2 separate regions of the Homo sapiens genome follow, and region 2 is linked to region 1. Evidence: chromatin contacts called from ENCODE Hi-C or POLR2A ChIA-PET data. All regions are on one chromosome and are shown on one strand. Each heading gives the region's core, a stretch centred on a gene start or an enhancer-like site at or near the end of the contact. The rest is flanking DNA. Distances are from core to core; before and after follow the strand shown.

Region 1 (5,973 bases), core at 2,573-5,072:
AGAAAATTTTCTCTGCTTTATTTATATTTCATATATATTTTTTGAGATAGTCTTGCTCTGTCACCAGGCTGGAGTGCAGCAGCATGATCTTGGCTCACTGCAACCTCCGCCTCCCGGGTTCAAGTGATTCTTGTGCCTCAGCCTCCCGAGTAGCTAGCTGGGATTACAGGCACACACCACCGACACCTGGGTAATTTTTGTATTTTTTGGTAGAGATAGGGTTTAGCAATGTTGGCCAGGTTGGTCTTGAACTCCGGACCTCAGGTTTTCCACCTCCCAAAGTGCTGGGATTACAGGCATGAGCCACTGTGCCCAGCTATATTTCATGTTTTATTTATTTATTTTTTTTGAGATGGAGTCTCACTCTGTTGCCCAGGCTGGAGTGCAAAGGTGGAATCTCAGCTCACTGCAACCTCTGCCTCCCAGGTTCAAACAATCCCTGCCTCAGCCTCCTGAGTAGCTGGGATTACAGGTGTGTGTCACCCCGCCTGGCTAATTTTTGTATTTTTAGTAGAGACGGGGTTTCACCGTGTTGGTCAGGCTGGTCTTGAACTCCTGACCTCTTAATCCACCCACCTTCGCCTCCCAAAGTGCTGGGATTACAGGCGTGAGCCACCGCGCCCAGCCTATTTCACGTTTTAAATTAGAACACTTACTTGCATATATCTGTAGAATCCTGAGTTCCTAAAGCATATAATGAAGAACCAATTCTATTGTAATCATCTGCAGCACCTATGGAGAAAGTTTTAAGAATTTAGTATACCTATTCATAGATTTAAAAATACTTACTGAGCAATTACCTCTCAAACAATGTGTAATATGAGACACTCTAGTAAAGAAAATAACGCAAGCAACAGGCATGGTGGCTCATGCCTGTAATCCCAACACTTTGGGAGGCTGGGGCAGGCAGATCACCTGAGGTCAGGAGTTTTGAGACCAGCTGGGCCAACATGGTGAAATCCCATCTCTATCAAAAATAAAAAAATCAGCCAGGTGTGGTTGCACATGCCTGTAATCCCAGCTACTCGGGAGGCTGAGGCAGGAGAATCATCTGAACCCAGGACACAGAGGTTGCAGTGAGCCAAGATCACGCCACCGCACTCCAGCCTGGGTGACAGAGCAAGACTCCGTCTCAAACAAAAAAACAAATTGGAGGTCGGGCGCAGTAGCTCATGCCTGTAATCCCAGCACTTTGGGAGGCCGTGGCAGGTGGATCATGAGGTCAGGAGATTAGGATCATCCTGGCTAACACGGTAAAACCCCGTCTCTACTAAAAATACAAAATATTAGCCGGGCATGGTAGTGGGCACCTGTAGTCCCAGCTACTGGAAAGGCTGAGGCAGGAGAATGGCGTGAACCCGGGAGGCGGAGGTTGCAGTGAGCCGAGATCACACCACTGCACTCCAGCCTGGGCAACAGAGCAAGACTCTGTCTCAAAAAAAAAAAAAAAAAAAAAAAAACAACTGGAAAATAAGAAGTATAACTTTCTTCATTAATAGACGTGACATGATCATCTATGTAAAAATCCTAAGGAATCTACAAAATAATTACTAGAACTAATAAGTGAGTTTATTTAGCAAGGTTGCAGGATATAAGATCAATATTGAAAAAAATATGCTGTGTTTCTATGTATTAGCAAAGAACAATTTGAAATTGAAATTTTAAAAAACATAACATGGCCGGGCACGGTGGCTCATGCCTGTAATCCCAGCACTTTGGGAGGCCAAGGCGGGCAGATCATGAGGTTAGGAGATTGAGACCATCCTGGCTAACACGGTGAAACCCCATCTCTACTAAAAATACAAAAGAATTAGCCGAGTGTGGTGGCAGGCACCTGTAGTCCTAGCTACTCGGGAAGCTGTGGCAGGAGAATGGCGTGAACCCGGGAGGTGGAGGTTGCAGTGAGCCAAGATCGTGCCACTGCACTCCAGCCTGGGCGACAGAGCAAGACTCCATCTCAAAAAAAAAAAAAAAAAAAAAAAAAAAAGGGCATCTAAGATTTTGGAGACAAAAATCCTGGGCGATAGAGCTAGACTCCATCTCAAAACAAACAAACAAACAAAATTTATTTATTTGGAGACAGGGTCTCACTCTGTTGCTCAGGCATGAGCACGGTGGCATGATCACGGCTCACTGCAGTCTCAAGCTCCTGGGCTCAAGTGATTCTCCCACCTCAGCCTCCCAAGTAGCTGGGACCACAGGCACATGCCACCACGGTTGGCTAATTTTTTTTTTTTTTTTTTTTTGGCGGGGGAGGGATAAGGCCTGACTCTGCCACCCAGGCTGGAGTGCAGTGGTGGGGTCTTGGCTCACTGCAACCTCCACCACCCGGGTTCAAGTGATTCTCGTGCCTCAGCCTCTCAAGTAGCTGGGACTACAGGGGCATGCCACCATGCCCAGCTAATTTTTGTATTTTTAGTAGAGATGGGGTTTCTTTTTTTTTTTTCTTTTTGAGACAGAGTCTCACTCTGTCACCCAGGCTGGAGTGCAGTGGCACAATCTCAGCTCACTGCAAGCTCTGCATCCCAGGTTCACATCATTCTCCTGCCTCAGCCTCTTGAGTAGCTGGGATTACAGGCGCCCGCCACCACGCCCAGCTAATTTTTTGTATTTTTAGTAGAGACAGGGTTTCACCGTGCTAGCCAGGATGGTATCGATCTCTTGACCTTGTGATCGGCCCGCCTTAGCTTCCCAAAGTGCTGGGATTACAGGTGTGAGTCACTGCGCCCAGCCAGAGATGTGGTTTCATCATGTGGGCGAGGCTGACCTCGAACTCCTGACTTAATGTGATCCCCTTGCCTCAGCATCCCAAAATGCTGGGATTACAGGCATGAGCCAACATACCCGGCCTATTTTTTGCAAAGATTGGGTTTCACCATGTTGCCCAGGCTGGTCTCGAACTCCTGAGCTCAAGCGATCCACCCACCTCAGCCTCCTAAAGTGCTGGAATTACAGGTTTGAGTCACTGTCTCCAGCCTAATAAAACATAAAACTTATAATAGCATAAAAAACCAAATAATCAGGAACCAATCTGACTAAAGATGTATAAGATCTATACAATGAAAACTACAAAACACTGCTGAGATAAATTAACGAAGACCTGAGTCAGTGGAAATATGCTATATTAATGTATCAGAAGGATCAATATTGTTAAGATGCCAGTTCTCTCCAAATTAATCTATAGAATCTACACAATCCCAATCAAAATCCCAGCAGGCCCTTGTGTTGAAAAAGACAGCTGATTCTAAAATTCATATGAAAATATAAAGATTTTAGGGCTGAGGGCAGTGGTTCACACCTGTAATCGCTCCCTCCTTTGGGAGGCTGAGGCAGGTCGATCACATGAGGTCAAGAGTTCAAGACCAGCCTGGCCAACATGGCAAAACTCTGTCTCTACTAAAAATGCAAAAATTAGCCAGGTGTGGTAGCATGCATCTGTAGTCCCAGCTGCTCGGGAGGCTGAGGCACGAGGATTGCCTGAACCTGTGAGGCGGAGGTTGCAGTGAGCCAAGATCACGTCACTGCACTCCAGCCTCCAGTCTTGGTGACAGAGTGAGATTCTGTATCAATAAAAGGAAAAAGAAAATATAAAGATTCTAGGGCTGAGGGCGGTGGCTCACGCCTGTAATCCCAGCACTTTGGGGGCCGAGGTGGGCAGATCACCTGAGGTCAGGAGTTTGAGACCAGCCTGGCCAACATGGTGAAACCCCATCTCTACTAAAAATACAAAAATTAGCCAGGCTTGGTGGTATGTGCCTGTAATCCCAGCTACTCATGAGGCTGAGGCAGAACTGCTTGAACCCAGCAGGTGCAGGTTGCAGTGAGCTGAGATCACGCCACTCACTCCAGCCTGGGCAACAGAATGAGACTCTGTCTCACAAAAACAAAAACACAAAACAAAACAAAAAACAAAGAAAACATAAAGATTCTAAGAAGGGTCAAAAACAACTGTGATAAATAATAAAGTTGGGATTGGGCACAGTGGCTCACGCCTGTAATCCCAGCACTTTGGGAGGCTGAGGTGGGCGGATCACTTCAAACCTGGAGTTCGAGACCAGCCTGGGCAATATGGCAAAACCCCATCTCTAAAAAAAAATACAAAAGATAGCCAGGCATGGTGACACACACCTGTAATCCTATGGGGAAGGTCGAGGCATGAGAATCACTTGAACCCACGAGACGGGGGTGGGGCAGTGAGCCAAGATTGTGCCACTGCCCTCCAGCCTGGATAGACAGAGAGAGACTCTGTCTAGGGAAAAAAAAAAATGGAGTCTGGTGGCTCATGTCAGCCCTTTGGGAGGCCAAGGTGAGAGGACTGCTTGAGTCCAGGAGTTCAAGACCAACCCAAGCAACATAGCAAGACCCTGTCTCTACCCCCTCAGCAGCAACAACAAAAATTAGCCACGCATGGTGGCGCATGCCTGTGGTCCCAGCTACTTGGCAGGCTGAAGTGGAAGGATCGATTGAGGATGCAGTGAGCCATGTTTGCACCAATACACTCATCCTGGGTGACAGAGCGAGACCCTGTCTCAACAACAACAACAAAAAACAACAACAACAAGAATAAAGCTGGGGCCAGGAGCAGTGGCTCATGCCTGTAATCCCAGCACTTTGGGAGGCTGAGGTGGGCAGATTACGAGGTGAGGAGATTGAAACCATCCTGGCTAACACAGTGAAACCCTGTCACTACTAAAAATACAAAAAATTAGCCGGGCGTGGTGGCGGGCACCTGTAGTCCCAGGTTCTCGGGAGGCTGAGGCAGGAGAATGGCGTAAACCCAGGAGGTGGAGCTTGCAGTGAGCCAAGATTCCGCCACTGCACTCCAGCAGCCTGGGCGACAGAGCAAGACTTCGTCTCAAAAAAAAAAAAAAAGAATAAAGCTGAAGGAAGAAGGACACAAGAAAAGATGTTGAACCTCAACAGTCATTAGGACAATACAAATCTAAACCACACTGAGTTACCACCACTGACCTACTTGAATAAAGTTAAAAAGACTTCAAATTCCACTGGGGAAAAAAAAAAGACTGACTATCCTTGTTGGCAAAGATGTGGAGCAACTGGAACTCTCATGCCCTGCTCGTGGGAATGCAAAATGGTACAACCATTGTGGAAAAAAAAATTGGTAGTTTCTTAAAAAGTTAAATATTCATTTACCACATGACTCAGGCATTCTACTTCTAGGTATTACCCAAGAGAAAGAAAGCATGTCCGTACAAAAAGTTATATAGAAATGGCTCACATAAATTGTATCTGTAATAGCCAAAGCTAGAAATAAATAATTGTTGTATATCCATTCAATGGAACACTACTTAGCAACAAAAAGAAATGAACTATCGATATACACAACAACTTGGATGAATCTCAAAATAGTTTTTTGAGTTTCAAAGCCAGACAATAAAGAATACATACTGTATGATTCAATTTATATAAAATACTAAAAAATACAAACTAATCTATAGTGACAGAAAGCAGATCAGTGGCTGCCTGGGGATAGGGCAGGAGGGAGAGATTTCAAAGGGCCACAAGAAAACTTTGGGGGTGATGTGTGTGTTCATTATTTTGATTGTGGTAAGGATTTCACACATGCCAAAACTTACCAAATTGTACACTTTGATTACTGCAGCTTACTGATATCAATTACACTCAACAAAGCTGTTAAAAAAAAAACCCTCACTGGTCTATTTTGCACTTTGAGTGGTTCTTTTACATATATGATTTTGTAGCATTATGCACTTGGCCGTTTAGAAAACATTGGTCCAATGAATTATGCAGATGTTCTAAGTGGTGACACAATTCAATGTACAATTTTTTAAAAAATCACATTCACTAGTATCATCATCAATCTCTATATGGGTCTTTATTGGTCTATCTAGCCGGGCACGGTGGCAGGCGCCTGTAATCCCAGCTACTTGGGAGGCTGAGGCAGGAGAATTGCTTGAACCTGGCAATGGCAGTGGCAGAGGCTGCAGTGAG
Region 2 (5,973 bases), core at 1,665-4,164, 820 kb after region 1:
AGGTTCAGACGATTCTCCTGCCTCAGCCCCCTAAGTAGCAGGGATTACAGGAGCCTGCCACCATGCCCAGCTAATTTTTTGTATTTTTAGTAGAGACAGGGTTTCACTGTGTTGACCAGGCTGGTCTCGAACTGTTTACCTCAAGTGATCTGCCTGCCTCGGCCTCCCAAAGTGCTGGGATTACAGGCATGAGCCACCACACCCGGCTGTGCCTGGCTAATTTTTTAATTTTTTGTAGAGATGGGTCTCCCTGTGTTGCCCAGGCTGGTTTTGAGCTCCTGGGTCCGAGCGATCCGCCCATCTTCACTTTCAAAAGTGCTGGGATTACAGGTGTGAGCCACTGCACCCTGCCCCAAAGCAATTTTTAAATGCTACAGTGTAAAATAAGCATAATAAGTCCAACAAAGTTCTGATTTTTCTCACAATGACTACTTACGTTGTTTTAAGCAATCAGATGACTTCACTAAACATCTCCTGAGGTGTGCCTGCTCTGCTGGTGCCCTAACTGCATGCCCATCTGGCTCTTGGGTAACCTGCTGCGAGGGAAGGAGGAGGCCTGCACGTGTCACCCGTGGCCAAAATTACTGGCTCTCCCTTTTCGTGGCTTGTTGGCAGTAACCAAGTAATATTTATAGGTGTGTAGCATTGTTCATGGTCTGTTGTGTTCAGGGAGAAGTTGTTGGATCAGGAAGGTGGTAAAGGCTTAAGGCAGTTTCCCCTGCATGCCGCTGTATTTGCTATTTTGTCTTGGGTGTAAATTCATTCTGAGTTTAGTCAGGGTATGAGGATACTTAGCACTAGGGAACTTCCACACAAGAGCCTGGTACTTGGCAGGGGATGAGACATAAATGATATGAGGCCCTTGTTCTTTGGCACTGAAATTAGGTGAGGAGCTCATGATCCTTCTCAGAGGGGGCCTAAGCTGTATCCACCAACGGAAACCACATGGAGAGGTAGATCCTTTCCCCCCTACGGTCTAAGGTCTTGGGAATCATTTAGGAAAAAGGAAAACAGAATCAGAGCTGCTAAGAGATAGATTCATATTACAGAGTAAGGATTTAGGAAGCTTGTTCCTGAGCCCTTTCTTGTAAGTGCTAAAATAATGCCTTTCTCAGACTTCCTTTTAGAGCCTCTATTATCTGGAGTAAAACACCGGAGTGCTTGGATGAGTATTAGAAATTGAGATTTGTCTCTGAGGCTATTAGTGGGGAACGGTACCACAAAAATATAGTTTCTGAAAGTTTTTCTTAGGTTGATTTTTTTTTTTTTTTTTTTTTGAGACAGGATCTCACCCTGTCACCCACGATGGCGTGCAGTAGCACGATTATTGCTCACTGAAGTCTTGACCTTCTGGGCCCAAGCAATCTTCCTGCCTTAGCCTCCCATGCAGCTGGGATTACAGACATGTGCTACCACACCTGGCTAATTTTTGTATTTTTAGTAGACATGGGGTTTCGCCATGTTCCTGGCCTCCAACTCCTGATCTCAGGTGATCCACCTGCCTCAGCTTCCCAAAGTGCTGGGATTATAGGCGTAAGCCACCACACCTAGCCTGGCCAGGTTTGTTTGTTTATTTATTTATTTATTTTGACACAGAGTCTCGCTCTGCTCCCCAGGCTAGAGTGCAGTGGTGTGATCTTGGCTCACTGCAACCTCCGCTTCCTGGGTTCCAGTGATTCTCATGTCTCAGCCTCCCTAGTAACTGGGACTACAGGCGCCTATCACCACGTCTAGCTTATTTTTGTATTATTTGTAGAGATGGGGGGTTTTGCCATGTTGGTCTTGAACTCCTGACCTCAAGTGATCCATCCACCTTGGCCTCCCAAAATCTGGGATTACAGGCGTGAGCCACCGTGCTCAGCCTATTTTTTTCTTTTCTTTTCTTTTTTTTTTTTTTTTTTTTTTTTTTTTTGAGATGTTGTCTCACTCTGTTGCCAAGCTGGAGTGCAGTGGCGTGATCTCGGCTCACTGCCATCTCCGCCTCCCAGGTTCAAGTGGCTCTCCTACTTCAGCCTCCTGAGTAGCTGGGATTACAGGCACGCACCATCATTCCCGGCTAATTTTTGTATTTTTAGTAGGGACAAGGTTTCACAAGGTTGGCCAGGATGGTCTCGATCTCCTGACTTCGTGATCTGCCTGCCTCAGCCTCTCAGAGTGTTGGGATTACAGGTGTGAGCCACGGTTGCTCGGCCTATTTTTAACCACTGAAAGCAAATGAGAAACAGAGTGAGAAGGATCACAAATAGAAGCCATGAGCAGAAAAAAAGGGAGAAATTGGCCTGGAACATTTTTTCTTTGTTACCAGGTGTCAGCTGTCAGAGTCCAGTCCCATGACTGTGACACAATCCATTTGGATAAGCCACTTAGCTTGGCTTAGGAATATTCATCATTTCTTATATCCCAGGGCTGTTCATAGGCTAACGTGTAGTGATTATTTGGCCAAAAACACTGATATTTTCAGAAAGTGAAGCAGATTAATGCATCACCAAATCTTTAAATGCTAATATTTGAAAATTGGGCCAGTTTGGAGGAGTGTGAGAAAAGAGGGAATGGGGTGCCCCTGTACTCATTGATTGAAACTCAAGAAGCTAGGTGGAAATGGGTGAGGTTGACAGCACAGGTATGGGTTTTGCTAGAAATCTAAATGAACATCATGAATAGAGAGTAGGGAAGCACACAGATAACCCAGTCTCGATGTTGGCTCTTCCGCCTTTAGGGATCAGGTTCATCTCCAGGTTGCCAGGGCATCAGGAAAGCACCTCGCTGGATTTCAGGGCAGGAGGAGGGGAGTCACAGGGTAAAGGGAAGAGGCTACACACAGAGCAGGAGCAGGGGCTATGGGAGTTAGGGAGGGAGCCGAGGGGGAATTTTCCCTTCACAAATGGCAGGGCAGAACACCAACATGAGGAACACAGTATATGCATGGTGCTGTCTGCAGTGACATCTTCTGGCCATTTGTGGAAGAAGTTTTCTCTGAGGCATCACCGATTCTTGAGAAGAGGAATTTAGGAATGTTGAGTTGAGGAGGTACACCGAGACTGGATATGAAGTTGTGATTGTGGTACATCACTTAACACAGTCCCAAAGGAAAGACCCCCACTTTATCTGTGAGTGTTAGTTTTCCTTCAGTGCCTGTTGCCAGTCAGCTCAGTGCATCCTGCTATTGACACGATACCCGGACCATCCTCTTCCTTCCATCTTCACTGTCCCCACGGTAGTGCGGGCTGAGTTGTACCATGGTAGCTTCTTGGTACTTTTTGTTATTGTTGTTGTTTTGAGATGGAGTCTTGCTCTGTTGCCCAGGCTGGAGTGCAATGGTGTGATCTCGGCTCACTGCAACCTCTGCCTCCCAGGTTCAAGTGATTCTCCTGCCTCAGCCTCACCAGTAGCTGGGATTACAGGCACCTGCCACCACACTCAGCTAATTTTTGTATTTTTAGTAGAGACGCAGTTTCACCATGTTGGCCAGACTGGTCTCGAACTCCTGAACTCAGGCAACCCACCCTCCTTGGCCTCCCAAAGTGCTGGGATTACAGGCGCAAGCCTGGCAAAAATGAATTATTTTTAAAGTTGAAACAGAATACCTTCCTGTGATTAAAAAAAACCAAGCAGTCTAAAAATATTACAATTATACAATTAAATCTCTCTTTTGTTTCTTTTTCTTTTTTTTTTTTTTTTTGACTTGTTGCCCAGGCTGGAGTGCAATGGCGCGATCTCGGCTCACTGCAACCTCCGCCTCCTGGGTTCAAGCAATTCTCCTGCTTCAGCCTCCCAAGTAGCTGGGATTACAGGCATGTGCCACCACGCCTGGCTAATTTTTGTATTTTTAGTAGAGACGGGGTTTTACCATGTTGGTCAGCCTGGTCTCAAGCTCCTGACCTCAGGTGATCCACTCACCTCGGCCTCCCAAAGTGCTGGAATTACAGGCATGAGCCACCGTGCCCAGCCTAAATCTCTTTTCACTGAGGCTTCTAATATGCATTTTCATTATATCATTTCCTGTAACAGAGCCTCTGTTGACCTTCCATGGGCTGCAGGAAACGGTCTGAATTCCTCAGCTGCATTTAAAGTCCTCCAGAGTCAGACTCTACCCTGCCCAGCCACTCCTCATCACCATTTCCCCCGAGCACCAACACTGTGCCAGCTGCTCTGGCCTTCATGCAGGCCTCTCCCTGCCTGTCCTAGGACCACCTTCTTTCAGCTTCCTTGCCAGGACCCACCCTTTCCAAAACTCCTTTTCTGTCTTCCTCTTCTTGGAGCCCTCTGCCCTCTTCTAAATCCTGCTAGCTTTTACAGCTTGCCTTGAATATTGGGCCACATATTGTCTTATACTGCTTAGTTATTGCTTGTGTCCCTAGTTAAACACAGAATAGTGTTGGGTGGGGCAGGGGCTGCTGGGTGGGGAGGAGACATTCATTTCTTCTGTGTCTCTCTTACCCTGGGCTTCCCTTGCCATTGATTCAGGCATGAGTATCCCCTTTGCTTCATACCTGTCATAATTTTTCTTGGACCCTCCTCCTCTGTTAATACCTCACTTTGCATGCAATCGATTTCATTCTTTTCTATCTAGAAATTATCTCAAGAGGCCATCGGGTCCAGCTTCTGCTTTCAGGCAAGTAAAGTGTTACCATTCCCATTTTACAAAGGATGCAGACACTCTGAAATAAAGGCTATTAGGAGGATGGGGGCACATCAGAGCCACCATATCCCATCCTATCCTAGAGGAATTGAATGTGAGTAGAAGTGAACAGATTATAAATAGACCTAGATAGTGTCCTCCTTCTCTTCTTTTCTTTTCTGTTGCCTGAGAGTAACCTCTGGGGTGGAGCCCAGGGTAGAGGAGGAAGGCTCCTTTTCAAACCTTCAGTTAAGGAGTTAAGGAGATAGGTGATGTCCTGGAGGCTTGCTTAGTCCAGTTCCCCAGGGCAAGATATCTAACAGGAAATTGGGGCAGAAGCTCTAGTTTAGAGGAATAGATGAGCATTTGCCTGGAGTATTCCCCATGTTAGAAATGTACTGGGGACATAGAATGGTGGGAAGGAAGCAGAATGAGAATGAGTGTTGTTGGTTGAAAGGCCATCTGACAAAGTGATGCATACTTAGACCTCTCATTGAGGACTGCAAGGCTAACGGCCCATGGACATATGACTGGCTGGCCCAGGTAGGGGTGTGGTGGCCAAGGCCCACCTGCTGCCCTTCTGGGGTGCTCTTTAATGGCTTTCAGAAGCAGAGGTATTTGCAACACCAAAATTTCATAAGCTCAAGAGCTTGACCCAGTTTAACAGAGTATACATAAACCAATAATATTTAAAATGAAAAGCCCATTGGTGTACAGAGAATGATGTATGCTTTGCAGTCTGACTAAGGCAACATCTGGAACAACTGATTTCCCAGGAAAGTTTCCCTTGAAGAGGAAACCCTAGGCAGTTTAGATCCGGGTAGACTTCACATCTTGGACTTTGGGCACAGAGAACTTCATTCAAATACTATTACATATGAACATATACTAAATTGTTTTATAAAAGTGGTACAGGAGGCTATTTGACGTATTGAGCCTCAGGGCATCACTGCAGCTTTCTGTTGTTAAAGGCCTTAACCTTCTCACTTTGTCTTTTCACTAGCAAGATTGAGTCTATCGATTTGTCAGGCCAGCTCAGTGACAAGACTGGAAATTAACTTAGAGGTATATGGGAGGGTTGTTGTCTGCAGGGTGTTGAACTGAGGCTAAAAATAGGTGGGGATTCCTGGGGCAGCCTCCTTCGTGGTCACAGGCACCACAAAAGGAAAACTCAGCAGGGAAATTTGCTTTCGAGCCCTGCCCACAAGGGAGGGTAAAAGCCCCCACCTCTGTTGCTCCCCACAGGAAAAGCTCAGGGTGACAGTGAGTTTGGTGCTTTCAAAATGTCAGGGCTCTCACAGACAGGCTGTCACCCCTTCCCGCCCCCAGACTTCTGATCAGAGGCTTTCCCTCTG

What was found. A loop is a pair of places that touch in the nucleus more often than their neighbours do. ChIA-PET counts read pairs that join two places held with the same protein, here RNA polymerase II (POLR2A).
Region 2: a loop to region 1 is called in a map of HCT116, with 4 times the contacts of the local background. The contact joins two enhancer-like sites. A Hi-C loop is called at or near these places in 1 of 168 maps with a recorded cell type or tissue (HCT116). POLR2A ChIA-PET finds 5 or more read pairs at or near these places in 3 of 52 experiments (A673, H1 and activated naive CD4-positive, alpha-beta T cell).

What each region holds. Positions count from the first base shown.
Region 1 is chr14:34,585,574-34,591,546 of GRCh38, forward strand. It overlaps SNX6 (sorting nexin 6), which reads right to left. Exons shown (of 14, transcript NM_152233.4): 9 at 657-732. Among named protein-coding and RNA genes, the nearest start is that of SNX6, 42 kb to the right of the region's middle. Within about 2 kb of position 3,823, at least 2 of the 41 ENCODE cell types and tissues checked have a DNase peak (open chromatin) inside an H3K27ac peak, as active enhancers do.
Region 2 is chr14:35,410,502-35,416,474 of GRCh38, forward strand. No RefSeq gene overlaps it. Among named protein-coding and RNA genes, the nearest start is that of NFKBIA, 8.7 kb to the left of the region's middle. Within about 2 kb of position 2,915, at least 8 of the 41 ENCODE cell types and tissues checked have a DNase peak (open chromatin) inside an H3K27ac peak, as active enhancers do.